2 separate regions of the Homo sapiens genome follow, and region 2 is linked to region 1. Evidence: chromatin loops called from intact Hi-C (ENCODE). Cell type or tissue: ascending aorta. All regions are shown on one strand. Links, peaks and the distances in the headings refer to the core of each region. The heading gives the core; the rest is flanking DNA. Region 1 has its middle 89 kb from the start of LINC02998. Region 2 has its middle 23 kb from the start of LINC02998.

Region 1 (2,924 bases), core at 285-2,784:
TCTCTCCACCCTTCACTCATCGGACTTCCCAGGTTGTGCTTCTAGACAGAAGCCTTCTCCCATCTCCATATGGACCAGCAATCAAGAGCCTTTCATCCTAGACACCCCTGTGTGGCCCTGAACCTTAATATAACACGTCGCCTGCTCTGGTTCCACCATCACTTTTTCCCCCCTGCTGCAAGGACAGCAATGCCCAAGAGAAGGGCTGCTCCTTCAACTCAGATGCTGGAATAAGGATGACATGTAGAGCAGACCCGTAGCCAGCCCACACGAATGGATGACATAAGCGAGATACATTTTTGTTATTGTAGGCTGCTGAGATTTGTTTGTCACTGCAGCATAATCTAGAGGATCCTGGCTACTGTGTCCACTGTTTGGATCATATTGATCTAAAATATCATATATTTGCAAAAGTATTTGAAAATAATGCTTGCAATGATTGTATTCAATTAAAAAAAAACTAGGGCTACAGCCAAAGCTTCTTTATATGACTGTATAAAGAAATCTTTATATGACTGTATATAGAAATTTTGTCAGTATTCTAAATGCAAACTGACCCTGGACATGTTTTGATGTCCTTGGGAACATTTCAGCTCCCCCGAACAATGGAGTTTTAATTCTAATCCTTTTTTTCCTCTTCTGGGTGCATCTGTGAGCTAGAGAATTCATACCTCCCTTTTCGGCATCACATTCAGAGCTTTAACTAGTCATGACCAGTTCTCTTAAATGCATCCCAGACAAAGGCAATTGCAAAGCAAAAGCCACATTCAACTTTGCCACATCATACTGGAGAGAAATGGCTCAAAGGTTAATGGCAGACATATGGTTTACACTTGCTATTTCCTCTAAGCTTAACTTTGGATTTTTTTATTCCTTAGTTGTGTAAAGCTATAGCCAAATCAGCTCTCAGATGCATGTATATACTGTTTCAGAATGGAAAAAGAAAGTTGAATGGCAAACAAGTGAAAGAGTTGTATTCAAGAAGACTATTTGGAAACATAGATTTTTAGAAAATAAAATCACATGTAAGTAAACATGTCTGGTCAGTCAGATTCCTGGCTAGAATGCAAAAAAAAAAAAAGTTTGAAGGCTTAGCCAGTTAAATAAGAAAGTATGTGGTGGTAGTAGTGGTAAGCACCAGTGAAGTTTAAAACAAATGGCTTCAAGTACAGATTATACACACACATATTTATAAAGACACACTTATAATATATTAAATAATGTATATGATATTACATATTAAATATAAACGCAAACACTTATATCCTGCAGGACTTATTCCTGCAACTATGCTTTGGATTTTAAGTCACTCTTCAGTGATAAAGGGATCCCTTTTTATTTATTAAATACACAGTTTAAATTTTCTCGGTGTTTTCTAACCATTATGTCTTGTATGCTCCCTACAGATTGTCCAGTTTTAAAACCTGCACAGCTGAAATGAGTAATTGCCTGGGCAAAGGGTCACACCTGCTTGGTTTAACAGGATGCAGACAAATGAGAGGCCCGCCTCGCAGAGATGCTCAGCCCGGCTCAGCAGCACAGACGTCAGGACTCACCAGATATTGGGTAAAAACAGAAACTTCCTCTGTGCTGCTGTCAGAGTTCAGTCTCACCAACCTCCTGAGTCTAGGGGAACTTACCACTGGAAAAGTTATAGTTCTGTTTCCCGCACTGTCCACATCATTGGTCACAGCTTTCAGGTCATGAGATGAAAGGGGCTTCACAGAACCTAAGTGAAGATTAAAACATGTATATGAGTATAAAGCACAGAAAAGCTGCCAGTTAACAAAATAATCTGTATAGATCCCTGAAAACTCTCTGGAAAACACTTGGTTATAACTTGGTTGTAATAGGGGGCACTGGCTAGCTCTAACTTGAAACTGGGCTATAAGATTCTAGTGATCCCTGAGGCATCTATCTGTGGACATAATTTGCTACTAGGGCCCCAGATGAAACAGGCTTATTACCCCCAGCCCAGGCCTAGGTGTCTGATCCCTAGAGAAAGAAGGCAATGCCTGGCTATGTGGCCCCAGGCTCAGCTCCCAGTACATGAAAGGGAAAGCAAACTGTGTAGTGCCGAGAACACAGGAGATAGCACTCTCCCCTTGGAGGATGGGTAGAGGGGTCCTGGCCTGATGGCAGCTGTAGGTGCTCAATGGAGTGCCCATCTGCTGATATCTAGGGGCAGACGGTGGCTCTTGAACAAACGTGAGACATCTCCTGGGGACCCTGACAAATGCATGGACATTGTGGGGAGGGAAGGGCACATGTGAATGCCATGGGGGGAAGAACCAGTGACACATGGCTTTGTGTGCTGTGACCTCATTAGTAACCAAAGGCCAGAGAGACTTGGGGACACTCAAGTTAGAGCCAGAGAGGCTTGGGAACGTTCAAATGCTCTGTGGTAAAGGATCAGTGTTACCTAATTCACCATGGACAAATAATTTTATAAAATACAATAAAAATGTTACAGCAACATCAACTTGCTATACAAATTTCTAAACACTTCCTGTTGCTTTCGGTTCTTATTGGTTCACAGACTGGAAGGCCCGTGGACCACATTTAGAGGAGCACAGAGTTGGAGTACATATCCCTTTACTTTGCAATGATTTGGGGAACATCTCTAACCTTACAGGATGGCAGGTCTGAAATTGACTCACGTGGTTCTTCCAGCCCAGAATCTTCTCTCATCTCGTTTGTTTGAGCCTTTGCTAAAGGTTTTAGCATTAGGCCTTCGCAGGATAGCCCTCTGAAAAGGCACTTTATAAATTGTTTATGAAGTTGAGTTAACTATCTAACAATAACTAAGCTTCCTGAATGACATCCTGTTTTGCTTTCCTTGCTCAGCCATTGTAGTCTTAGAGAGCAAGGGCCATCAACCATAGTACTCAAACTACACTAGGCACTGGCTAAGTCCAAGGAGA
Region 2 (2,924 bases), core at 315-2,814, 66 kb before region 1:
ATTCATTTCTGTAGACACTTCTAGTAATGCCAGCTAATAATAGAAAGAGCAATAAAAATATCTGCCAATTATTGCATGCTTTGCATACAGTTTTCCCATTCAGTCCCCATAAAAACCCCTAAGAGGTAGTATTTCTGTCTCCATTTCATAGATGAATAAACAAAGGCCCCGAGTTCAAGTAATATGGCCATGATCCCACAGCAAATACATGGTAGAGCTCAGATGGCTCCATACAGATTTTTGGTCCACTTTTGGACCCTTCTGTATAGCAGGTCTGACGAAAGTCACTTTTGCACATAAGTTAAGCCTCTGGGAAAAGGATGTTAGCTTCCAGCCCCACATATCCCTGGGACAAGAAGTAATGCATTCCTTTTACAGAATTGGAAAACTCCAAGGGATGGACATTGTGGCTAGGCATTCACACACTTTCTAGGTAAATGTGTATCATCATCATTTTTCTAGACTTTTAAAAATTACATAATTTAGTGTCATTCTATTCAGGTAGCAACAACCTGAAATATTAAGTTAGCATCTACATAAATAAAATCACATGTTATAATTAACTGAAACATAAACACAACCCATTACTTGGTACATTTCAATATATTTTAGTATATTTAAGATAGAAATAATAAATTCCATTTGCCATAGTTTCAATACATAAAGTAATAATAAATAAAACAATTTCTAACATAGAGTAGGCATTCAAAGGCTATTCCAATTAATCAAAGAGCAGAAGGAGGCATTTTTTTCTTCATTGAAAGCTCCTCCATCTGTAACGTTAGGGCTAGAATTTGGGCATTTCCTTAAAGTACTTTATTTGCTAGTCAACAAAAATGCACTGAGTAATAGTACTAGACAAGGGATAGGTGGGAGTAGGAACAGAGAGATCTTTGTCTTATTCAATACTTTTGTTGATGACTTGCATAATCATTTTTAGCTTGAAATAGGCTGTTTTCTCAAGGTGGGTTAAAGTGCTCTGATTTGTAATAAGGTTTTAAGATTGCATGATAGACATTGTCATGTATCACTTAGTCTTCAGGAATACAGGACTTACTCTCCCAGCCACTGGGAGCGCTGCAGGCAATGCCCCAGGGTCAGCCTCCTGCAATAAGTTACACTGCTGTAACTGATTACAGCAGCCTTGTCCAAGGTTACACCTCCTTCATCAGATAGTCCATAATCAGTGACTGATCAGCTTAAAGTTATAAAGGCCAGCCCCTTTCCCTCAATTCAGAACAACTCTGAAAAGTCATTCCAGTTTTAGAATTAGCTAAGTCCTCCATTCAGAGTATATCACAGCTAACTTCTTCCTCTACCCAATCTTATTTCCATTCTTTTCACAAATGTTGATCTCAAGGTGCATTCCCTAAGACATTTTCTGCACAGCAATTTCCATTCCAGAGTATGCTTCCTAGGGAGCCCAAATTGTGACAGTTGGTACCAGGAGTGGTTTGAGAAAGCAAACACTGAGATGGGATTTTGGAACCAAATCATCTAACAAACACACCTGGCAAAGAGGACCTCATTGCTAGCGGTAGGTCAGCAACAGAAAGCCCTGGCACTAGGTAGCAATGCAATTGTTCAAATTTTCAACCAATGATTGATACAGTGGTGGAAGGGAATTCATTAGGTGGTGCAACATATCAGGTGTTTGAGAAGTATGAGGGAAACTATAAGGACAATGGAGCTGACTCTCAGTAAGTTCAACTGATGATCTGGAAAAAGATAAGAAGCTCAGAGTGATTAACTGGCAATTATAAGCTAGGAGTGAAGGCCAGAGAGACTTTTCTTGGTAGCATACACAGAGGTATCATCTCCTACAACGGGAGGGCTGAGGAAGCTGAGAAGTAGACCCAAGAATTATTTGACATAGTATTTGAGTTCAAGGGAAGGTTAAACTCCCAACTATGGCAGTGGACTATTCCAAGGTTCTGGCCCTGGTTGGGAAAGAATGGGACTTGGACACATGAGACAGGGAAACCTAGATTGATTCCCCCCAAAATATTTACTTCCCAGATTTCTCTTAACCTTCTGAGCCTGCAAAAGTGGCCCATCCCTCCCTACTAAGGGATAACATGCCAACCTTACTTGAAGAAGATGCAGAGGTCCTTCTCCCATAAGACAACATACACCCTCCTTGCCTCAGAATCTGTGCTACTCTCCTCCTTGCTACTACACCAATAAATAGGGTTAAGTTATAATATAATTGGGCTTTCCAGCTTTACATAGCATAGCTACTCTACCATGCTGCTTTCTCTAGATGTTTTAATTTCCCTTCCACTGTGTGCTATGACAATTTCTGGTCTTTGCACCTCATTTGGCTAGACTATTTCCTCTACCATCCTAGCTTACACGATCTCCTGGGGCCCTCTCCAGGCTACTTAGTCCTGTATTATCGAAGAGACTTCCCAAATCAGTACAGTCTCCCCCAGTCACCTTTATATTCATCCTGGAAGAGGTGGTGGTCATCATATCTCCATTTAATACACTGATCTGCACCTTGCAGAAACCAGACAGACACAGGAGAATATCGATAGTGGATTGTTGTAAACTCAGCCAAGGGGTAGCCCCACTTGCAGCTGCTGTGACAGTGAGAGCAGATTAACATGGCCTCAGTCTCATGTTGTGGGGCCATGAAGCTGGCAGATGCATTCTTTTCTATTTCTACCAGGAAAGAAGATTAGATGTTTTACATTCATTTGAAATGTGCAATGGTATCTGTTCATTGTTTTGCCCAAGGTCTATATGAACTCTTCTATTCTCTGTTAAAATATAGTCTGAAGAGACCTGGACATCCCACAGAAGCTCACATTGTTCTACTCTTTTGATGACATCATGTTAATCAGATCAGATGAACACAAAGTTGCTAGTTGATTGGAGGCCTTTAAGACACATGCACCACAGAAAATGTGAGCTAAACA

What was found. Hi-C counts contacts between places; a loop is a spot of excess contacts. Peaks named below come from ENCODE experiments on the same cell type or tissue, not always from the same donor. Only the 100,000 strongest peaks of a DNase experiment are listed, where the experiment ranks them.
Region 2: a loop joins it to region 1, with 2.4 times the contacts of the local background. A loop is called at or near these places in 9 of 110 quality-filtered maps.

Annotation. Positions count from the first base shown.
Region 1 is chr5:54,831,483-54,834,406 of GRCh38, forward strand. It overlaps the pseudogene CSPG4BP. Among named protein-coding and RNA genes, the nearest start is that of LINC02998, 89 kb to the left of the region's middle. In ascending aorta, for the core only: no CTCF peak of the experiment used is centred there; a DNase peak (open chromatin) is centred at 1,537.
Region 2 is chr5:54,765,876-54,768,799 of GRCh38, forward strand. No RefSeq gene overlaps it. Among named protein-coding and RNA genes, the nearest start is that of LINC02998, 23 kb to the left of the region's middle. In ascending aorta, for the core only: no CTCF peak of the experiment used is centred there; no DNase peak of the experiment used is centred there.